3 separate regions of the Mus musculus genome follow, and regions 1 and 2 are each linked to region 3. The links are chromatin loops, found by intact Hi-C in ENCODE. Cell type or tissue: heart. All regions are shown on one strand.

Evidence for each region. Hi-C counts contacts between places; a loop is a spot of excess contacts. Peaks named below come from ENCODE experiments on the same cell type or tissue, not always from the same donor. Only the 100,000 strongest peaks of a DNase experiment are listed, where the experiment ranks them.
Region 1: it touches region 3 in a loop (12-fold over the local background); 9 of 42 quality-filtered maps call a loop at or near these places.
Region 2: a loop joins it to region 3, with 6 times the contacts of the local background. A loop is called at or near these places in 2 of 42 quality-filtered maps.

Annotation. Positions count from the first base shown.
Region 1 is chr4:134,032,762-134,040,761 of GRCm38, forward strand. No RefSeq gene overlaps it. Among named protein-coding and RNA genes, the nearest start is that of Lin28a, 18 kb to the left of the region's middle. In heart, a CTCF peak has its summit at 3,380 (motif pointing right); no DNase peak of the experiment used is centred here.
Region 2 is chr4:134,088,006-134,096,005 of GRCm38, forward strand. It overlaps Crybg2 (crystallin beta-gamma domain containing 2), which reads left to right. Exons shown (of 20, transcript NM_001162970.1): 16 at 788-927; 17 at 1,267-1,390; 18 at 3,073-3,231; 19 at 4,045-4,204; 20 at 4,314-4,499. The coding sequence ends at 4,402. It overlaps Cd52 (CD52 antigen), which reads right to left and starts at 7,068. Exons shown (of 2, transcript NM_013706.2): 1 at 6,929-7,068; 2 at 5,533-5,895. The coding sequence starts at 6,979. The coding sequence ends at 5,722. In heart, a CTCF peak has its summit at 4,607 (motif pointing right); DNase peaks (open chromatin) are centred at 4,626 and 7,196.
Region 3 is chr4:134,289,109-134,297,108 of GRCm38, forward strand. No RefSeq gene overlaps it. Among named protein-coding and RNA genes, the nearest start is that of Pdik1l, 5.9 kb to the left of the region's middle. In heart, CTCF peaks have their summits at 3,155 (motif pointing left), 4,639 and 7,607 (motif pointing right); a DNase peak (open chromatin) is centred at 4,623; H3K4me3 peaks cover 1,277 bases; H3K27ac peaks cover 3,937 bases.

The sequences.
Region 1 (8,000 bases), 260 kb before region 3:
TCATGAAGTCCAGGCTGGCTTTAGTTTTCGATGTAGCCAAAGATGGCCTTGGACTTCTGATTGTCTTGCCTCAGCCTTCCAACAGACACACACCATGCTCAGCTTCACTATTCCTTTATTGTTGTTTCTCTCTCTCCCTCCCCCTCCATCTTTGCCCCAACTCCCCACCCCTGCCACCTCTCTCCTTTCCTCTTTGCCTGGCTAACCTGTAACTCAGAATATTGGACAGGCTGCCCTTAAACTCAGATAGGCACCTGCCTCTGCCTCCCAAGTGCTGGGATTAAATGTAAGTACCAGTACTTCCAGCCTTTTTGTAAGAAACTAGATTTATGTATTATATTCTAGGTATGTGAGTGTTTTACGTTTGTGAGTGTATGTGTATGCCTCGTACCCATGCAGGTCAGTTCTAGGTCTCCTGGGAACTGGAGGCTGATTGTGAGCTACCAGGTGGGTGCTGGGAACTGAACCCAGATCTGACCCTCTGTAAGAGCAACAAATGCTCCTGGTACCGGCTCTCCAGCCCGTCTCTTTTATTTACGTTTGAGACAGAGTCTCACTCTGTAGCCCAGATTGTCCTTGACACTGGGGCACTCACTCCTCCTGATTCAGAATTCTTTCTAAAAAATTCATTTTATTAGCTCGTCATTATTTTTCTTTTCTTTTTTCTTCTTCCCTCCTTCCTTTCTTTTCTTTCTTTTTTTTTCTTTTTTTTTTTTTTTTTTTTTTTTTGGTTTTTCGAGACAGGGTTTCTCTGTACAGCCCTGGCTGTCCTGGAACTCACTCTGTAGACCAGGCTGGTCTCAAACTCAGAAATCCACCTGCCTCTGCCTCCCGAGTGCTGGGATTAAAGGCGTGCACCACCACACCCGGGTATTTTCTTTTTTTTTTTTTTTTTTTTAAGGAGTTATTTATTTTATGTGCCCTGGTGTTTTGCCTGCATATATGTTTGAAGGTGCCCGATCCTCTAGAATTGGAGCTACAGACAGTTGTAAGCTGCCATGTGGGTGCTGGGAATTGAACTCAGCCCCTCTGGAAGAGCAGCCAGTGCTCTTAACCACTGAACCATCTCTGCAGCCCTCTTATCATCATCATTAGCGTACGTGGGACATAAGGACATGCATGTGAAGTCAGAGGACAACCTTGTGATGCCACCTCTGCAGACTGAACTTGGGTTGGGAGGCTCTGCGCAGTGTAGCACCTTTGCCAGCTGAGTCTTCTCTCTTTAATTCTGCTTCCTCCTCGCAAGTGTGGGGACGACAGGCATGAGCCACCACACCTGCCCACCATTCATATTTTAGGCTCCGACAAAGCTGTTACTTCATCTGTTCAGGGACCGCTTTATCTCACCCCTCACCTTTGCCCAGGGTTCTTTCAGTTCTGTGCGCTTCTAGGACAGGATACTTGCCTGACTCCATTCTAGTTGCCTACTTTTCTTTCCCAGTGACTATTAGAATATACTCAAGAAGGTAGGGTCTGTGTTTGTATTGCATATGAAGATCCAGCCCAAGACTTGCTGTAATTCCTTGTTATCTATTTGCCGAGTGGAGAAATGTATGGTTCGTCTAAGTTCCCACAGTTAGTGATGGCCACAATTAGGATCTACATTTTTACTTTCAAGAATTCCCTTTGCCGTCTCCTAACCTAACCTACTTTATTACCTCACCCCTCTCAGCCTTCCTTAGAATCAGATGTGTGCTGAAGGGGATGGCTCAGCGGGTAAAGGTGCTTGCTGCTAAGCTTAATGACCTGAGTTCGATCCCTAGGATCCACATGATGGAGTTGTCTAACTCTTTCACGTTGTTCTCTGATCTCCACATGTATTTTAGGAAGTGGGTATACACACACACACACACACACACACACACACACACACACACATACCACACACACACACAGAGCAAATAAATAAGTAAATGTAATGATGATAATAAAATCAGATCAGATCTTAGAGTTCTGGGGTTTAGTCCTTTCTTCTTATGGATGAGAGCACCAAGATCCTAAAGGTTTGGTGGCTCGGTGGCTCACTGAAAGCCGCAGAGCAGATTGTACTCAGACTCTGCAATCTCCCCTGAGTATGGGTTTGGAGCCTTCTCCATCATCAGTGCCTTTGCAAGTGTGAAGTACGTTCATTATCTCCCTGAATTCTAGGAAACCAGAAATCATGGATTTCCAGGGCTTTGTCCTGTGGGTGAGGTGGCTGTAAATTAATCCCTGGAAGCCCAGCTTTTTGCTCCCTAGACACCTCAAAGTCCAGATACCCAAAGTCTATTGTGAGACACGACATCAGTTTATCATGAGACACGCCATCAGGGCAGGATTGAGGAAGAAGTGTATAAGAACATGGAGAGTCCAGGACTCAGATGTGACAATCAGCCTGCGGCCCATCCCCAGTGTCCTGGGGTCCCTTCCACCTCCCACAGTGGCAACATGCTCCTGGCCCTGCAGCTGACCTATTGGGCCAGAGATCAATAAGCTGGACTTTGGCATCAGCCCCCTTTAGCTCACCAGCAACAACAAAGTGCTCAGAAGAACTAGCAGGACTCGGGGTGGTTAAGTGACCATCGCTTTTCCACAATTCTGTCTGATTGGGGGTATAGTGGGGTGGGGGTGGGGGTAGGGGTGAGACCCACATGGAGTGACACTGTGGCCTCTTCTACCATCCTTCCTGCTGGGGAAGCGAGGACCTCTATCTCCCCTTGACCCTGCTCTGGCTCCTCTTCAGAGCCCCTCCCCTCTAGATGCACTTGGAGTGCATAAACCAGGGTATTGGGATAAACTGACTCTTCAGGCAAAACCAGTATCTGGCAACTCCGAGTTCACCTTTGTCTAAATATCTCAGCACAGGAGACTCTTCATTCATTATCCTCCCTTCCCCCCAAACCAACGCACCTTTAGTCCCTATTCTGCCAGAAGGCTCTTATTTCAGGAAAAAAAAAAAAAACCCAAAAACAAACAAAAACACTCTACGCCCCCAACCAACTTCACATACTGCTGCCCCTTGTATCTCCCCCACCCCCCACCCCAGTGCCTCAGCCAATCACTCTGATTGATTGATTAGGGAGGAGGGAGAGAGAGGATCGATGGAAGAATCTGGTCCTATTCTAATTCAAAGCTAAAGGTCCAGAAGGGAGGGATACTAATTGTGGGTAGAATTGGACAGTGGTCGCTGGAGCTTGGGCCAAAGCAGTCTGCAGAGTGGGGGAGGGTGGGGATAAAAGCCAAACAATTGGAAGTCAGGACTAGATAGATACCGAGGTTGGGAGGAGAGTGATCCTAGAGTTGATCAAGGAGAACCGGCCTAAATCCTGAGGTGAGGGTTCCCAAGACGACGCCTCCCAGCTCAGTGACGCTGTTCTGGGCTGTTGGCATTCGATGTCCAGCAGGGGGCGCTCGCTCCCCACACGGCTCTTTTCCTTAGCCACCAGTTCTTTTGTTCATTCATTCCTTTGAAAAGGTCTGCGTGCCACTGTGTGCCAGGCACTGGGTACCAGATCCAGTGCGCGGACTGGAAAAATACGAGCGTGAAAAAGACACACAAAGTTCCAGACCTCGTGGCACAGGCAGGGTAGGATGACAGCGAATGGATAAGTATAGCTATTTAATGTTGGGGACAAGAAACCACACAAAACTCCTGAGAAATAGATTTTTAAACTGAGACTTAAGAGAGGCCTAACTCTTTTTTTTTTTTTTTTTTTTAAAGATTTATTTATTTATTATAAGTACACTGTAGCTGTCTTCAGACACTCCAGAAGAGGGCGCCAGATCTCATTACGGATGGTTGTGAGCCACCATGTGGTTGCTGGGATTTGAACTCTGGACCTTCGGAAGAGCAGTCGGGTGCTCTTACCCACTGAGCCATCTCACCAGCCCCGAGGCCTAACTCTTGACCAGGTAGAAAGTGATGAGGAGGAAGAAGAAGGAGAAGGAGAAGAAGGAAGAAGAAGAAGAAGAAGAAGGAAGAAGAAGAAGAAGAAGAAGAAGAAGAAGAAGAAGAAGAAGAAGAAGAAGAAGAAGAAGAAGAAGAAGAAGAAGAAGAAGAAGAAGAAGAAGAAGTGCTTATGTGGTGTGTGGTGGGAGGAGGTTTGGGACACCTATGTGGGGGTCGAAGGTGAGGCAAAGGAGAGTAGGGAGATGGGGGTGAGTGGGCAAAGCCTGGTAAGACCAATTCCGCTGAGGGCCAGAGCCCTTTCTGTTGCAGAATCCATCTAGCTGGAGCTCCAGGTCCCTCAACATTCCACCATCCAATTTTCTTGGCAGTTTCTCCCACTCCGCTGATCCCGGAGGCTTTTCTTGAGTAACCAAGCACCACAAATCTACTCCTCAGAAATGAACAGATCAGAGGTGTTCTCAACGCCGGCTTTTGCTCTCTCCTTCCTGGGAGGAAATGCCGGGATGACATTTTAATTACTACTGGAAATTTAACATGTAGATAGATAGCCAGGAGCTAACCAGTTGGAAAACGGCAGAGCAATGAGCCAACCTACAATATTATTAGTGTAATATTTGATGGTGCTCTCTCTCTCTCTCTCTCTCTCTATATATATATATATATATATATATATATATATATATTTTAATATTTGTGACTTTTTCAGCTTTTTGAAATTTAAGACTTGTACACATTCACTTGAGACACATGTCTATGATCTTGAATTCTTTTCCTTTTCTGTCTCAAAGGACTAACAGTTTATCAAGTGTTCTGCAAGAGGACAGCAGGCTGGGCAAGAACTAGAATACCACACCCCACACTCTGTGTGTGTGTGTGTGTGTGTGTGTGTGTGTGTGTGTGTATTGTGCCCATCTGTGTGTCTGTGAGAAAGCAGAGAAACACATGGGTGCCTCCCTCTGTCACATTTTGCCTTACTCCTGAGAGACAGAGTCTGTCTCTGAGCCCGAAGTTTGCTAGGCAGGATGATCAGGGAGGTGACAAGCGTACATGCCCAGCTCCTGTGTGGGTTCTGGGGATTAAACTCACTCCTCATGGGGCTTGGCAAGTGCTCTTCCACTGGGCTGTCTCCCAGATCCTCTCTCCTGTCTCATTGGAGTTGGCATGGTCTCACACACTGGGGTGGGCAGGGCCTCTCAGTGTAGCCCATACTAACCATGAACTTCTCCCATCTCTGCTAGGCAAGCACCTGGTCCATGAGCTACACCCCAGGAGAGGTTCCTCTCTCTCTCTCTCTCTCTCTCTCTCTCTCTCTGTGTGTGTGTGTGTGTGTGTGTGTGTGTATGTGCACAGTAACTCTGTAGGACTCAAGCTGCTGTCTATCGGTCCCAGTCAGCTTTAGCTGTCAACTTGACACAGCCTACAGTCACCTGAGAAGGGAGCCTCAGTTGAGGGACTGCCCAGATCAGATTGGCCAGTGGATATGCCTATAGGGAATTGTCTTGCTCAAGCTAACTGATGTAGAAGAGCCCAGAGCACTCCAGGTGGCAATGTTCTCTAAGCAGGTGACTCTGGACGTACAAGAAACCCAGCTAAATGTGAAGCTGCGAGCGAGCCAGCAGCACTCCTTGCCTGTCTGCTTCACGTTCCTGTCTTGGGTTTCTGTCCTGACTTCCCTCGGTGATGGCCCTATATGTATTTCTCACAACCTACTTCAACAAGGGTTCATCCTCCCCTCGAGCCCACCACCCACCAGAGAGAGTGGGAAAGAAAGGTGATTAGGACACAGGGGAAGTGGACATGGTTAGAAATCGTTCTTTGGGGCGATTCCAATCTGCGTTGTTCTCAGTGCAGCCCCACTAGCTGACACCACACACGAAGCAGCAGCAGCAGCAGCAGCAGCAGCAGTTTGATCCAGAAGAAACCCAGAGACGTGCCAATCATCCAACGTCCCTCAGAAGCAGCAAGAAGCTGCAGGAGTCTCACAAGAAGTTATTTGGTGAGTTTCTTTCTATGAAGTTACAACAATTGAAGCTCAACAATGGAAAATGAACCAATACATGCATGTCAACAGCAAAGACTTGTGAGTTGGAGCAAGGTGAGCCAAAGCTTGAGCTCCCACTGTCTGCGGGGTCATATTTATATTCTTTCTAATATCAGGTGTCCTTTCACATGCCTGCTTTAGCAAAACATCCTTTCATCTGTGTTTGCTTCAGCAAAATGTTCTTCCACCTGTCTGCCCCAGCAAAACAACATTAGAACCTGAGTCTTCAAAGAAACTAGACATTTCCCCTTTATGGCCCCTTCTGACCTCTGCAGGCACCAATCTCGAATGTGATACACACATATGCATGTTGGCATAACACTTATAGATGTAACGTAAGTTTAAAGTAAATATTTGTTTTTCTTCAAAGTATATGGGTGTTTTGCCCACACGTATGTCTCTGCACTATGTGCACAGGGTGCCCGAGGAGGCTGGAAGAGGATGTTGGATCTCCTGGAACTGGGATTACAGATGGTTGTGAGCCACTTATATTGGGGACTGGGAATTGATCTCATATCTTCTGTAAGAGCAACCAGGATTGGGTATCCTTCAATTGGATTTGTCTGATGTTTCTTCATAATCAGATTCAAATTACTTTTTCTTGGCAGGAATATCATCAAAGTGATGTGTGTTTCTTCATACACACCAAAAGGTACATGATGCCACTTTGCCGAATTTGGGGGGGGGTTGAATTTGGGTCACATGGTTGGGGTGGTGTTTGCCAGCTTTCTCCAGGACAAGCCACTATTACCTCTTTGTAATTAAGTATCTTATAGGGACAGTCATTGACATTATATAAATATCCAATTTTTACTAAACTTTCAACAAGTAGAGTGGTTTGGTTTGGTTTGGTTTGGTTTTTTAATACAGACCTGGCTGTCCTGGAACTCGATCTGTAGATCAAGCTAACCTTGAACTCACGGAGAACCACCTGTCTCTGCCTCCTGAGTGCTGGGATTAAAGGTGTGCGCCACCACTCTGACTGGTTTTTCTTTTGTTTTAGTGGTTTATTCCTGTGTGTGTGTGTGTGACTGTTTTAGTGGTTTACTCCTGTGTGTGTGACTGAGTGCCTGTGCTTCTGTACATACACAGAGGCAGGAAGACAGTGTTGGATTGCTCAGAGCGGGTGTCACAGGCAGTAATGGCACACCTACCTTGCTAGGTGTGTGGTGGGGTCTGAGTGAATGCTGTCTCTCTCCCGTAATTGTGTAGTCTCTTAACTGCTGGGCCATCTCTCTAGACCACTGTCTCAGTTATCTTTTGTACTGCTGGGATAAAGCACTGTGACCGAACACAATTTGGGAAGGGAAAGGTTTCTTAGGGTTATTGCTCTGAGCATACTCCATCACTGGGGAGGTCAGGACAGGAGATTGAGGCAGGAACCTGGAGGTAGAGGACATGGGGGAATGCTGCTTACTGATTTGCTCCTGTGGCTTGCTCAGCCTGCTTTTTTGGTTGGTTGGTTTGTTTTGTCTTGTTTTTTGTTTGACTCAGGACCACCTGCCCAGGGGTGGGGGTGGGGGTGGGGGTGAGGGGAGTGGCCTGTCCTCATATGTCAACTACCAAGCCAGAAAACTCTCCTAAGCCAGGTGCTGGCACTTCACACCTGTATTCTCAGCACTCGGATGTTTGTGAGTTCAAGGCCAGCCTGGGCTACAGAGTCAGTTCCAGAACAGCCAAGGCTACACAGACAGATACTGCCTCAAAAAAACAAAATAAAAATAAATAAATAAAATAAAAATAAATAAAAGAAAGAAAAAACCTGCTCCCCGACTTGCCTACAGCCAGTCTTTTAGAGGCATCTTCTCAATAGAAATTCCCTCTTTCCAGATGGCCTTAGCCTATGTCAATTTGACAAAAAAAAAAAACCAAAAAACAAAAACACCAACTCGATCTTTTATTATTAACCATGGCACGCGGGGAAGGAACCCAGGGCTTTCTACATACTGAGCACACACTGACCAACACCACTTCAATGACTTTAAAATGTTTACTTTCTTTCTTTCTTTTTTTTGTTTTGTTTTCTTGGTTTTTTTTTTTTTTTTGAGACAGAGTTTCTCTGTATAGCCC
Region 2 (8,000 bases), 200 kb before region 3:
TCCCGGGAAGAGACTGACAGAAGCCGCATGCACACTGCGATGATGCTGTGGGGACCAGGAGAGTGACTGAGCACTGCTGAGTCAGAACAGCTGACATCTGCTGAGCGGCCCTTTTCAAAGTTTGTGAGTCCCCGAGCCACTCTGACTTGTTCCGGGCCACACAGCTAGAAACAGAGCAGAAGTTCTCCCGGGCTGCCTGGTTATCCAGCTTGTACCCCATACCAGCACATACCCTGGGCACTAGGGATCATTAGACCTGGGTCTGGAGCCCAGGTGTTGGGCTTCAAGTCATTGGTCTTGCCTTCTTCAGCCTCAGTGCCTTCTCTGCTAAATGGAGACCATGATAGTATCTATCTCAGAAAGGGATTGGACAAATTGTTCTCCCTAGGATCTGGCCTGCAACAAGCCATGGATAAAGAAGAGCAGTTATTAATCTCTGTGATGATTAGTTACCATCCCTGAGAAATGAACAAGAGATGATACAGAATGAGCCCCAAGTTTCCAGCCTACCCATTAGTTCTCAGGAGTTCCGACTCTCTGATAGAGACCTGTAATCCCAGGACTCTGGAAGCTAAGGCCTGCGCTATGTAGCGAGGGGATGGTTGAGTTTGAGGTGGTGCCAGTCTGTCAACACATTGAGACTGAAAATCTGGGGACACAGATAACAGTCAGTGTCCTCAGAAGGGAAGAGGCCCTCAGATCCAAGACACGGATCTTGGGGTCACAGGGCAGAGTCTGGACTTGGGTTATTTCGCGGCCTCATCCGTCTCTCCTTCTTTAACCCCAGCACTTTTCAGAGCCTTCCCTGTCCCTCTTTGGCCTCGAGTGTTTCGAGGGAAAGGAGATCGAGCTGACTGGGGAGGTGCGAAGCCTGCAAGCCGAGGGCTTCAACAACCACGTGCTGTCTGTGCGCGTCAAAGGCGGCGTGTGAGTGTGTGCTCCAAACTGTGTTGGGTGATTGGTGGGATGGGGACCCCACCCCAGGCCATGAAGGAGGGAGTAGTAGGCCTGAAGGCCTCTGGCTCGGGTGGGGGGGTGCGGGGAGGGGAGGGGTGGTGGAGGTGGGGCTCAGTTGTATGCTGAGTTCTAAAAACCCCAAATGGACTTGCTAGCCTCTTCCTCCCGCTGAGGGCCCTCACCCAGTGTGAGAGAAGAGGGGGCAGAGGTTGTTCTAACATGTGTACTTTGTCCTCTTGTCCTCCACCTGTCTCTGTCTGTGTCTGTCTGTCTGTGTTCCTCTGTGTTGCTGGCACCTGCTGGGCACAGCTGGGTAGTGTGTGAGCACAGCGACTTCCGGGGCCGCCAGTGGCTAGTGGGCAGCTGTGAGATCACCAACTGGCTGACCTACAGCGGTACCCAGAGGGTGGGCTCCCTCTACCCTATCAAACAGGTAGGTAGCAGCCAGCTTGAGCGCCTCGGTGGGTGTGCCTGTCCACACATACGCCTGCCTGTGTTTCCCAAGTTTGCTGTTGGTGTCAGGTCACATGGTGACCGGTGACCTCATTCTCTTCTTGCCTTGCCACCTCAGTCCTTTTTCTCTCAATCAACTTGAAAACAAAGCAGCTTTACCTGTCCTAAAGGACAATACAATAAATATAATAAGCTTATTCACCCAAAACTGCAAATCATCTCATGGACGGAGTTTGCATGCAAGAGTGCATTGTCTATATCTGCTTGTCTATACGTTGGCTTCAGTTCTGCACACATATATTTCTTTTTTTTTTTCTTTTTGGTTTTTTGAGACAGGGTTTCTCTCTGTAGCCCTGGCTGTCCTGGAACTCACTCTGTAGACCAGGCTGGCCTCGAACTCAGAAATCTGCCTGCCTCTGCCTCCCAAGTGCTAGGATTAAAGGCATGTGCCACCACGCCCGGCCACACATATATTTCTAAGCTATGGCTGTGGCCTGTGTGTGTGTGTGCATGCATGTAAGGAGTATGTATACACACACACATGTGCCCTTCTAAGAGTCTGTCTGTACGTAAGCTATTTGGGGTCTGGAGGACATGGGTGTCTGTGTGCCTGTCCATGCCTGTGCCCCAGAGAGTTCTGAGCTGTGTATGAGGGCATGTGTTTAGTCTCATTGTTCACAGACTCTCATGGCAACATTGTCGGAAGAAATCCTGGCAAATACCTTAAACTCTCATATGGGGAGATAAAGACCCAGGGGAGTGGACAAGGAGTTTCTCCGCAAAGTTGGGCAAGCACTGTTTGTCTATGGATCTTGGTGTGTGTGTGTGTGTGTGTGTGTGTGTGTGTGTGTGTGTGTGTGTGTCCGGTAGTATAACCCTGGCTAGCCTGGAACTCTCTGTGTAGACCAGGCTGGCCTCAAGCATCCATCTCCCTCTGCCTCCTGAGTTCTGGGATTCGACGTGTGGGCCATCTTGCCCAGGTGTTTCCTCATCTATAAAATGGGGATAACATTTGTGGTCCTGCATTTGTTGAAGACTGAAAATTGATAATGACTGCAGAACCATTGGGCAGTGCTCTAGTGGGAAACATGGCTCAGATCGAACTTAGGGCTAACATCATCCTTTCTGCTACTGTCACCACAAACAAAGACCCTGCTAATCCAGAGCCACTTCTGATCTCTGGACACCTTTAGCTTTAGCATGTATGTATGCATGCATTTTCTTTCTGTGTGTGTGTGTGCGCGTGTGTCTCTGTGTATATGTGTGTGTGTGTGCATGCGTGAGTGTGTGTACATCTGTAGTTTTATAATCAGCTGTACCTGTAGTAAGCATAAGTCGCTGGCACAGAACGGGCTGGGAGGAGCTGTGTGTCAGTTGTGATGTGAATGTGATGGCTGCATAGACCTGTGGAATCGTTTGTGCCTTCTATAAACTGCCACCTTGTGGACTGAGGGTATACCTGCCAGGGTCCCTTAACACAGGTGCAGGTATCTATAGTTACTGAGCTATGCATATAGTATGGGTGTATAAAAAAGATGTGACTTTGTCAGTGGGGACATTTGGAGGCAGGGGAGATTTAGGAGTGTGGGTCCCTCGAGGGTCCCTAGTTGAGGGTGGTAGGGCATCCCTGACAGCAACGTCTCAGCCTCTTCTCACCATCAGCGCCGAGCCTATTTTCGCCTGTGGAATGCGGCACTAGGGGGATTCCTGTCAGTGCCTGATCACGTGGAGGACATGAAAGCAGGCCGCGTGGTGGTCTCCGAGCCCCAAGCTGGGGGCAGCTGCATCTGGTACTATGAAGATGGCCTGCTGAAGAACCAGGTACGGTTCCAGAGCTTGTTTTGCTGAGACCAGGTTTGCCAACCTGCCTTGGGAAGTCCCAGCCCAGTTAGATGCAAGATGCATGCAACCCGGAAGTAGAGATGCGAGCTCATTCATCTTTCTTATGTTATATCTTCAAAGAACTAGTGTTTGGGGCTGGGCAAGTGCCACAGTAGTTAAAAGCACTTGTTGCAAGCCGGGCAGTGGTGGCACTTGCCTTTAATCCCAGCACTTGGGAGGTAGAGGCGGGCGGATTTCTGAGTTTGAGGCCAGCCTGGTCTACAGAGTGAGTTCCAGGACAGCCAGGGCTACACAGAAAAATCCTGTCTCGAAAAACAAAACAAAACAAAAACAACAACAACAAAAGCACTTGTTGCTTTTGCAGAGGACCTAAGTTCAGTTCCCAGCATAAAAATGATGACATAGGCCATCCCTAATTCTAGTTGCAGAGTATTTGATGCCCTCTTCTAACCTCGGTGGGCACCAGGCATGTGTTTATTGCACAGACATGCATGCGGTCAAAACACTCATAAAATAAATCTAAAAATGAATGAAGAGACTTACCTAGGGCTAGATTCAAAAGTAGTGAATGAGCTGGACAGGGTGGCCCACGTATTCAGGAGGCAGAAAGAGTTGAATATCTATGAGCTCAAGGCTAGCCTGGTCTACATAGCAAGTTCTGGGCAAGCCAAAGCTACATAGATACTGCGTCCCAGACAAAAGAAACCACAACAACAAAAATCCAGCGAGCGAAGGATGGCTTGAGCATGGGAGATTTCCTAGGCCAAATCTCACGATCTTCTGGGGCCTCAGATGGCCCCCACCATGAGCCTACAGGTGATTGGACCTCCTAGCCCAGGCTCCAAAGTAGTACTATGGGCCGAGAGCCGCCTACCACGCCAAACCTGGAGCATCAATGAATTGGGTCACATCTGCAGCCAAATGTTTGAAGGCCAGATCCTGGATGTGAAGGGTAATGTAGGGGTGGGGTAAGGGTGCATAAGAGGGGAGTAAAAACTGGGCTGCATCCAGCACTCTCTGACCACCTCTGAATTTTCCCCCTCCTCTCCCCCCCCCCGCAGGCGGACGAGGGTATGACCGTGACCATGTGGTGCTGTGGGAACCAACCAAGGACAGACTTTCCCAGATCTGGACTGTCCATGTACTTTGAACCAACCAACGCCATCACCAGTTTCCTTCAGGAGGCTTTTGCTGGGATGAAGTGTTTTATACAGATTTTGCTGTGAAATAAGCTATTTTCTACTATGCTGCTGGTGGTCTCGTCTCTGCACCTTGATGTTGGGATGGAGAGAGTCCAGTTGACCCTCAGCCTCCTCTTCTGGTTGGTTTCACTTCCTGTGCAGCTTCCCCTGACCACCAGGGGGAGCTGCATACCCCACACTGGTGTGTCATCCGTTCTGCCTCTCTGACTGTAGGGACTAGCCAGCCAAGCCTATGTGATTCCCACCCCAGTGCAGGACTCAGATGGGTGTTCAGGGGACAGAAGTGGATGGCTGTCCCACTTGGAAGAGGTACTGTAGGAGTTGGCCAGGCCAGAAAGAAATAACAGCAGAAACTATTCCAGGGATAGAGATGTATCCAAGGGTGAACTTTCAAGGTTCGGTCTGTGAGTCCACAGTGGGCAGGGCAAGAAAGACAGGAGGGTCTACATTTCTGCTTCTTCTAAATCTGGTCACAAAGCCTGAAGGTTTAGCCTTGGGCAGAAAAGCCAGGAGAAGGGGCTGGGTCCCTAGCTGTGTGACAGGTCAGGATATCAGAGACCTCGGGCTGCAGTTATGTTGCCATCCTCTGTTGACATGGGATCCTGGGAAGACACAGAGGCAAGGACCCTTGGGAATCAGTCTGAGCTTCCTTGTCTCCTCCAAAGACCACCCCCAAGCCCAGGAGGGCAGGGTGGTTAGAGGGGCTGCTGGTCCTTCCTGCCTTCCCTGGCTGAGGGTGTGGGTAGCAAGCCTTGCCTCCTCATCCTCTTGCCCAGTGATAGAAGGCATGTGGTCAGAGACTTGGGAGCCATCCTTCCGCAAACCTTCCCAGACACGGGCTGCTTCTGGGTCTGTAGTACTCCCGTTGGGAGTTTTGAGAGAAACAGCCAAACAATATGTGATTTCCCAGAATCTATCAGTATGAAGACATCAAGGGCATGGGCTGGGCACCTGCCTGAACCTGGGGTGTGTGGGGCTTGAGAGTCAAGGGCAGTACTGGGTTCACTCCTAATACTGCCGCACACATGACTCCTGAGGCCAGTGATGTGCAGTGATCGATCACACGTGGGACCCCATCTAAGCATAAGTATAACTTTATTGTGCCCTAGCTGGGTGTCACGGCCCCGCTCCCATTCCGGCCATTGGCTGTCAACTTTAGCCTCCTTGGATATCTGCTATCAACCCTTCCCGTGGGTTGGGATGTCTCTCGCTACTGATGGTGGCAGCAGTGGGTGGAGCACGGGGCTTCAGAAGCTGCGCCTTCACCTCAGCTGAGGTAGAAGAGGCACATTAAGGTATTGGCAAAGAAGAGGAAACTGCAGGCACCCGCATCGATGATGGATGAGGCCCCACTCTTTAAGGGGGTTTTTTTGGTGGAGGTGCTGTTTTTGTTAGTACCAGAAGCGGCCGTAGTGGCTTGTCCCAAGGATCCTGTTTGTATCTGCAAGAGAAGCGCTGCTCAGTAGGATTTGAACCTTCTGTTGAGGGCTCCTGCCCCTTTGTTCCCTTTCTTCAACTCTAGGCTTCCATAAAACTGCCATCAGCCCTGTTGAGATGTTTGGCTTCCCACCTCATCACAGGCAAGGGAAAGGCAGCCCCCATGTTTGTCATTCTTCCACCTCGAAACTTCCCACCACTTTTCAGGCTGCCAGATCCTCCAGCAAAGAGGGAAACAGAAACCCAAATGTGGGCTTCCCCTCCCAGAGCCTCGGTTTCCTCATCTCCTGGTGATCAGAGTCCACCATGGTCCAGAGTATCACACGTGACGGGCCTGAGTAAGGCCCCTGGCAGAGGGTGGGGTGGGGATGGCAGGTGACAAGCTGTCCTTGATGCTTGATCGGGCAGTAACTGAAGTTGCCCTTGATGGTCATCAAACTAGTTTTGGTGGCCATCAAACTGCCTTGATGCATGGTCTAGATGTTCTTGATCAAGAACTTGATGGCTCCATTCCCTGTGCTAATCAGGCCTCTCTGCGTACATAGTGCCACAAAGGATGCCTCCCAGGGTGGCAGTTGATCTGCAGAGTATATGGGAGACTTCTGTCTCTGTATTCCTGCACACCCACAATTCACTATGGCAGGGGCAGGGGACCCTCGGTCACCTATGGCAGTCTATTAGACCTCTCTCCAGCCCTCTCAAAAGGGCCACTTCTGCGGCTCTCCTCATCAGGGCTTCCTCTCCTGATCCAGAATTACCCAGAACCCTCTGAGTAGCTTCACACATCAGACACCTTCTGAGATTTCCCTCTCTGAGGCCAGTCTGATAGCGCCTGTGAGGAGTAGAAACCCAGCCATATAGGCCCTCCTAGATCCCTGGTTTCCAGTTGGCGACCATCTATCTCTGTCCCTGTGGTAGAAGGCAAGGGTCCCCACCACCACCACCGAGAACCTGCATTCCTTCCCCAGAACCTGGACCAAACCATTAAGCTAAGACCTGGTGGTAGCTGCAGTGACTCTAGGAGGAGCTGTCCTTACCTGAATCACAACCAGAAGAATGATAGTGAGGAAGAGGAGGAAGCTCTTCATCCTGAAATCTTCCTGGGCTCTGTAGCAGCTTTGAGAGATGAGTTCAGGACAGTCTGCAGGCCACTTTGAACCTGGCTGCTTTTTCTGCAGAAGAGAAAGGGAGGAGGCGGGAGGAAGGAGGGCCTAGGGGCGGGGAAAGGAGCTTCCTTCTTTCAAACCTGGGGGTGGATGAAACTAGCCTTGAGGTTCCTGTAGATGAGTTGTCAGTTCTCAAAAGAAGCACAGGCAGGGCATACAGAGCAACATGGAGACACGGGGCAGGATGGATGGATGGTTTCCAGGCTTGGAGCCCTGTGTCCTGGGAAGGAATCTTGTTTTCATGATTTGACAACTCAGACCTCAGGCCTGAGGCTGAATTTACAAGTCTTTAACATCCCCCTCAAAAAAAAAAAAAAAAAAAAGTATGCTGCAGTGATAAGCCTTATTTTTTTATCTTTGTATTTTGAGACATGGTCTATGTCACTCTGGATGGGTTTACATTCAAGCTGCTCCTGCCTCAACCTCTGAATTCTGGAATTGCAGCCCTACATCACACTGCTGACTAATCACTTACTTTAAAAAGAGCCAACAAGGGGCAGGAGAGGTGGCTCAGAGATTAAGAGCCCTGGTTGCTCTTCCAGAGGACCCAGGTTCAATTCCCAGCACCCACATGGCAGCTCACAACTGTAACTCCAGTTCCAGGGAGTCCAACACTCTCACACAGACACCCATGCAGGCAAAATATCAATGCATATACAATTAAAAAAATCATTAAAATAAAAAGCATGCCAGCTCTTAGGAGACAGAAGCAGGTGGGTCTCTATGAGTCTGAGGCTAGCCTGGGCTACATAGTGAGTTCCAAGTTCCAAGATTGAACTACATAGTTAAGATTCTGGCTCAGGCTAGGTGTGGTGGCGCACGCCTTTAATCCCAGCAATTGTGAGGCAGAGGCAGGCAGATTTCTGAGTTCGAGGCCAACCTGGTCTACAGAGTCAGTTCCAGGACAGTCAGGGCTACACAGAGAACCCTGTCTCAAAAATAA
Region 3 (8,000 bases):
TAGCTAAGCTGGCAAGTTGACAGCTGAAGCTAACAAGACTAGTGTTTTACGGTGTGCCATCATCTTCTATGTGACTAACAAAGTTAGTTGCTTATATTTTAAACTTTTAAAAAGCCTATCCGTCCAATAAAAGAATTACTTTACATTCTACAGTTCTTTTGCCTTTGAGGCAGGGTCTCACTTTATAGCCCTGGCTGGCCTGAAACTGTCTCTGTAGACCAAGCTGGCCTTGAACTCAGAGATGCCTCTGCCTCCTGAGTGTTGCTGGGATTAAATGTATATACTACCACACCTGAGCAACCTTAAATATAAAATTATGGATTTATGTTTGTATGATGTATGTCAGAGGACAACTTAGTGGAGTTCATTTTCACCTTCTACCTTTGGGGGATGTGGTTGCTTGAATATCTTTGGCCCCTAGGGAGTCGTACTGTTCCAAGGCTTGGCCTTGTTGGAGGGAGTGTGTCACGGTGGGGGTGTGCTGTGGAGGTCTCTTAGGCTCAGCCTGCACCCATTGCAGAGAGCCTCCTCCTAGCTGCCTGAGCATGTCAATCTCTCCTGGTTGCCTCCGAATCAGGATGCAGAACTCTCAGCTTCTTCTCCATCACCATATCTGCCTGGATGCTGGCATGCTTCCTGCTATGATGACAGTGGGCTAAACCTCTGAATCTGTAAGCCAGCCCCAATGAAATGTTTGCCTCTGTAAGAGTTGCCTTGGTCAGGGTGTCTTCACAGCAATGGAACCCTAACTAAGACAGGGATTCCAGGGGCTGAGCTCTGGTCACCAGGCTTGGGTATATCCAGTGCCTCTACCTTGCTGAGCCATCACACCAGCCCAACGTAGATCTGTTGATCCGTTCACCTCTGACTCCCCACACTCAGAGGATGAGAGTGGGTTTACAGAAATATGCCATCATGCCTGACCTAAGTGTGTATATTTAAAAGATAGACAGTGGGGCTGGCATGGTGCTACATACCTTTAATGCAAGCACTTGGGAAGCAGCAGGAAGATGTCTGTGAGTTCAAGGCCAGCCAGAGCTACAGAGTGAGCACAAAACAGAAGATAAACACTGGAAGAATGAAAGCTTCTGAAAGTGCTGCCTGTGCTCAGAGGAGAGGGAAAGATGTGGATGAAATCATACATGGCTGACTTGGTGATGTTCCGTTCAGTGAGGCAGCCTGTCTATCATGCAAGTGTTTATGTGTATGTATGGGCACATGCACACACACACACACGAACACATTATTTTAGGATAGTTTAACAGAGTATATAAAATCCTATTAATTTATAATGTATATATAACATTAGCCTGACTAATATTCATAATTATATCTAAGGAAAATACATCTGTTACCTCTAGCATAAAGAAATTGACATTGCTAAAGATGGTAGTATACATTTAATCCCAGCATTCAGGAGGCAGAGGCAGGTAAGTCTCTTGAATTTGAGGCCAGCCTAGTCTACATGGTGAATTCTAGGATAGCTAGAGATACATAGTTACATCCTGAGACTTTGTCTCAAAAATAATTTTAAAAAGGAGAGCCAGGCAGTGGTGGCACACGCCTTTAATTCCCAGCATTGGAGAGTCAGAGGCAGGCAGATTTCTGAGTTCGAGGCCAGTCTGGTCTACAAAGTGAGTTCCAGGACATCCAGGGTTATAAGGAAAAACCCAGTCTTAAAAAAAAAAAAAAAAAAAAAAAAAAGGAGGAGAGGAAGAAGAAGAAAAGAAAAGCATTTGTCTTAGAGTCATTGCTGTGAAGAAACACCATGACCAAGGCAACTCTTACAAAGGAGAACATGTAGTTGGGCTGGCTTACAGTTTTGGAGGTCTGTTACCAGCACGGCAGGAAGCACGGCAGTGTACAGATAGACATCGTGATCTATAGGCAGCAGGAGGAGACTCTTCCACACTGGGCAGAGCTTGAGGACTAGGAGACCTCAAAGCCCTTTTACACAGTAACACACTTCTTCCGACAAGGCTAGACCTTCTACTAGTGCCACTTCCCAAGGGCCAATCCTATTCAAACCACCATAGCAGTTTTCTGCTCTTTTGTGTTTTCTATCTCAGATAACTAAATAGTAGGCTTTTAAAAGTTACTTTCGGGGCTGGTGAGATGGCTCAGCAGGTAAGAGCACCCGACTGCTTTTCCAAAGGTCCTGAGTTCAAATCCCAGCAACCACATGGTGGTTCACAACCATCTGTAATGAGAGCTGACGCCCTCTTCTGGTGTGTCTGAAGACAGCTACAGTGTACTTACATATAATAAATAAATAAAATCTTTTAAAAAAAAGTTACTTTCTATAGAATCCCAACCAATAGATGGACAAGGATTAATAAGATTTGAAAGGTAGAGCTCACCCAGAGAACAGTAATAAAACCAGCGGTGTGAACAGTTGTGAACATAAAGTTTAAGCAAACAACCTGAGCCAACTGACCAAACTTATACCACGGGGACACAGCATCTGCAGGAAATAGTTCTGTCAAGAAAAGGAGTCTGAGCCTAATTCAGATGATGTCTGTCAATTTGGCAGATGTATAGGAAATAGACAAAGACCACACTCATCACTCAAAATATGGACTGTTCTACTGGACAAGCTCCCTGGTTTTCCAGGGCATTCCTGTACTGAAACAAAAGGAAAGGGGAGCCTGGACTAAGGAGGCTGAGGCAGGAGGATGAACATAATTCAAGCTTGAGATGACAGTGGGATGAGACCTCAACAGCAGAAAAGGGGCTGTAGAAAGTTAATGTGTACCAGCCTGGGCTTCATGGAGCCCTGTCTCAGAAGACACCCCCTCCCCCATTGATGTCTGTGGTAAGATTTGGGGAATTAATTTTTAAAGATAGGGTTTCATTTAGTTCAGGCCGAGTTTGAGTTTGTTTTGAACTCTGCTCTGGCCTAGAGTTTTAGATTCTCATTCCCCCACAATGATAGAGTTATAGGCATGGGATACCACACAGGGGTTCACGTGCCGTGGATATAACCTCGGGACTCGTGAATGCTACCCAAGCCCTCTACCAGCTCAGCTGTATCCCCAGCCCTGAACTCTTTTTTTTTGTATTCATTTAAAAAATTCTGAAATAAAAACAATCATGCGCAAACCAAGCCCTTGGTTGGACAAGTGGGAATTTGGATGGGGCAAACCTGCCCCCTGGTGGTAGGTTCTGTGAGTGCAGCTGTCAGGTGTTGTGTGTCCTGGCTGAGCCGCTTCCCACCTCCCAAGCCACAGCTGCAGCAGGTCTGAACTCTTGCCAGTAGTCATGTCTCTGGGTTGGAGTGACATCCTTTAGTTCACAGGAGCCTCCTGAAGCAGACAGTCTCAGCAGACCATTTTTCGTTTAAACCAAAACAAACAAACACAAGCAGGACACTCAGTGACTTGTGTACTTCTCTCACACTCGAACTAGGTAGAGTCAAGTGTCCACAAGCTCCTTTTGCAGATCTGTCCTTATTCTCAAGTCTTTGTCTCCTAGGCTGAGCACCTGACCCTGGTCAATGATAATGGTTGTGTGTGTGGCTTCACTGGGAATAGCTGATACTAACACTGCTTGTTCTGAGCCAGACACACACATTGCATTGATAATCTTCATAGTTTCACCCGGTGAAGTATGTATTTCTACCCACTTTGTGGATGGAGAAACTGAGGTATATAGAGGTGAAAGACCTGCCCGTGGTCACACAAAATGGACTGATAAATCTGAGCTGTGGGTGGTGATACACACCCATGATCCCAGCAGTTTCGAAGTGGAGGCAAGAGGATCAGAGATCCAAGACACTCCTCTGCTGCGTGAGGAGTTCCAAGTCAGCTCAGGCTCTAGGCTGTAAGCGAGTCTGTTCCCACGTAAAAGAAAACAAACAAGCAAAGTGGCAGAGCTGGAGGGTCGTCAAAAGCAGAGGGTCTCAAAGGCTGGCCGTGCTAATGATGCCCCTTGAAAGGGAATGTTAGAGACACCAGCTCCACACAGGGAAGCGCCTCAAATTAGGACAGCAAGGAACAGAGGCCAGAGCCCACCAGGGAGGTGTGCCTAAGCCTGAAAGAAACCTGGCCTGCTCCAGGCAGAGCCGTGCTGTCCCTGGGTGGGGACAGCTGCCCCTGTCATCTGATTCTCCATTCTAGAAGTCGGTCAGGGGCTGGCTCCATCCTTACCCCCTGGGGCTGGTTGTCAGGAGGCCCAGGCCAATGTGCCAGTCTACGGTGTGTCTGTCCATTGAAAGGATGCTTCTTGGAAGTCCATGTCCGCTGGCCCCGCCCCATCCCAGTCTCTGGGTTTCCTGAAGTTCAAGGAATTGGACCAGCAAGTCACTGCTCAGCTAGGCTCCCTCTGGGGCAAGGCTCGATTTCGTTCGTTTAAACCAACCAAAGGGTTGGTGAATCAAGGCTCAACCCTGGTGAAGCTGAGCACATCGCACCGATGGGGCCGGAAATGCTGACGGATAAGATCAGCTCTACCACATATGACTCCGGCAAGTGAACGCACCTCTGAAGAGTCTCAGGGGCAGCCATGGGAACGCGCTTGGCAAAGCAGGTGGTGTATTTGTCTCTTCAGTAGTAGGTACTCAAACCCGGGTCACCATGGTGACTTATTATCTCTCCACAGAGTGGAGAGGGAGGATAGCTTGTCTGGAGTCATTGCCTGACCGGGCAGCCAGGAGATGCCATTCTTATCGGTACAACTTCAGAGCTGGGCTATTAATACTCATGGTGCCCCACAGGCTGAGAGCTAGCATTCTAGCCTCGAGGTGCAGAGGTGGGAGGGTGGGGCTTCGGAACAGTTGGCCTGGGTGAGAGCGATCCTGCCCAATCTCAGCGGGCAGCACTTGGGCCCTTCTGCCAGACACCCTCCACCTGCAGACTAGGGTCTAGGCAAGTGTGAAATTCCTGAATGAAGTCAAGCCTGGGGCAGGCATCTTCCTAGTCCCTTGGGAGCATCGCACTGTCCTTCCAGGGATCCAGCTGCCCAATAAAGCAAGGCCCTGATGGGTGCCAGGAGCAAGCCCACGCCTGGAACTGTGGGCTGTCAGAGTGCGAAGGCATGCAGACAACTCCAGCCTGCTTCCCCGGTTCACAAGGTACCCTCTAGGCTTGCCCCGCGACTGGGAAAGGCTCCTTCAGCTTTAGACTCGGCAGACCTGTGAGCACTAGGGATTCGAACCCTTCTATGTACTGTAAATCTTTGTTAGCCCACCATGCTGGCACACACCTGTAATTGCAACACTCAGACACGGAGGCAGAATCCCAAGCCAGACTGCAGTACATATTGAGACGTTGACTCACAAAAAAACCTGTATACAGGGGCTAGGATGTAGCTCAGTCAGTGGAGGGCTTGCCTCCAACACAGAAAGTTCTAGGTTCCACCCCGAGAATTGCATAAAATGTGTGTGGTGTTTATTCCACACCTGTAATCTCCACGCTTCTGAGGTAGAGGCAAGAGGATCAGCTGTTCATATATAAGGCTAGCCTGGGCTGCATGAGTCTTGACTTTGGCTGTTGAAAGCATGAATGAGGGGGGTGGGGGGGAGGGTATGGGGGACTTTTGGGATAGCATTGGAAATGTAAATGAGGAAAATACCTAATTTAAAAAAAAAAAAAGAAAGCATGAATGAGACAATCAGCACAAAGCACGGGAATTAGTATGTCTCCTGAGCCGAGGCTAGCCACACTTAAGCGGTGGCAAGTCCCAAGGAACAAAGAGCTTACAAGAATTCCCTCTTCCACCATTGATATTAGTTATACCGGACAATGCTTCTTTGTTTCCTTATATTGACCTTAAAAGTCAATAACTGGTGATGAGCTGGCTCAGTGGGTAAAGGCGCCTGCACCAGGACTGACAATCTGGGTTTGATCCTTGGGACCCACGTGGTGAAAAGAGAGAAGCAACTCCCTCAAATGCTCCACAGACCTTCAAACCCCTGCTATGGCAAGCACGGATCAATAAGCGCGCGCACACACAACAAATAGGATAAAGTAAGAATCTATACATAAAATAACAGAGAAGCATAAAGAAATCAAAGTCAGTACATTGTGATAACGTTTTTTGATTAATAGCAATTATTTATTCATTTGTATTATGCTGTAACACTTAGTGAGACCTTGCATTAAAACTAAACAGAAAATCCCGCGAGTACATTATCTCATTTAAATGTCACCCTATAGTTTACATGGGTTTCATGTCACAGCCGAGGAAACCGGACCCTGGAGAACTAAGGCAGCCATTGTCTGGAGGCTCCTCCCAGAGCAGTTCACGGCTGCTCCTCTGGCTCCTCTTGGCCTCAGCCGGCAGAGGAGGGAGCCATGTCTTCACATGATGGGCAGTCCATGCAGGCTGGAGCCTGGACACTGCTGGCTCTGGCAGCTGGAGCATCTACCTGTATGGGGCCCCTCCGCATGCTCCCCACGTAGTCCTCTGGTTCAGGAGTCTGAGCTGCTTCCAGACTTTTCCTTTGTATCCCTTAGTCTTAGGTACAAATGTTCTGTTTTGGTTTTGAGGTAGGGCTCATGTAGACCAGGCTGGCCTCTACCTTGTTATGTAGTCAAGGATAACCCTTAACTCCTGATCGCTGCCTTCACCGCCCAAGGTGATGTGCTCCCCCATGTCTCTGGTTTTATAAGTAAAGCTTTATGGACAAAGTCCAGGGTGTCTCACTGTACCTGTTCCACTACACACACCAAGTAACTAACACTGCACTGAGACAATCACTCTTCCCATTAGACAAAGGCAGTTCCAGAGGCTGGGAAGTCCAATGTCTTGTACCTAGTGAGGCCCCCCTGCTGTGTCATCCTCTGGTGGAGTCCATAGAAGGAGTGTGTGTGTGGCAGTTTACTGGTTTGTTTATTTCATTTTGTTTTGTTTTTAAACTAGTGGGGACTAAAGCAGGGCTTTATACATGCCTAGCTGTATACTCACTAAGGAGAATATCCTTAGACAAGCCTGTATATTTTACCTTAAAATACAATTATGTGTGGGGGCTGGAAGAGCACTGACTGATCTTCCGAAGGTCCCAAGTTCAAATCCCAGCAACCACATGGTGGCTCACAACCATCCGTAATGAGATCTGATGCCTTCTTCTGGGGTGTCTGAAGGCAGCTACAGTACTTACATATAATAGATAAATAAATCTTTTTTTTTTAATGTGTGTATGTGTATGTACATGTAGAAGCCCATAGAGGCCAGCAGAGGGCGTCAGCTCCTGGAGCTGTAGTTACAGGAGTTTTTGTTTTTAAGTCATCTAGTGTGAAGGCTGGGAACCGGACTCTGGTCCTCTCTGGAAGATTAAAATGGATCAAAAATGGATCTTAATCTCCAACCCATCTCTCCAGCCTCCTGTCTTTTTATTTATTTATTTATTTATTTATTTATTTATTTATTTATTTATTTATTTATTTATTTCAAGACAGGGTCTCTCTATTATATAGGATTATAGCTCTGGCTGCCTTGCAACTTATTATGTAGAACAGACTGGCCTTGAACTCACAGCGATCCACCTGCCTCTGAGTTTTGGGATGTGCCTCTACACCTGACTTAACTTTTTTTTTTTCCATTAGTTTTAGATGTGTATTGTATATAGCTGTGTGCATACACCACATGAGTGTAATGCCCACGGAGTCCAGTAGAGGGCATAAGATTCAGACTCAGCAGTTGTAAGTGGCTGCTTTTTCAGAGAGCCATGGTTCCATTCCCAGCTCCCCACCATGGCGCACAACCATCTGTAACTCCAGCTTTCATAATGATCAGCAAACCATTCACTTGTTTTACTCGCAGCCATCTGTAAGGAAACAACTTCCTTAAAGTCCCCACCACCTCTGTCTCTTACATAGAGACCCTGGGAGAAATGTGATAGGTACCTCTCATATATATATGAAACATCAATGTCTCTTATTTTATGTGTGTGTGTGTATACATACATATATATATGTATATAATTTATATGAGTCATCGGATCCCATTACAGATGGCTGTGAGCCACCATGTGGTTGCAGGGAACTGAACTAAGGATCACT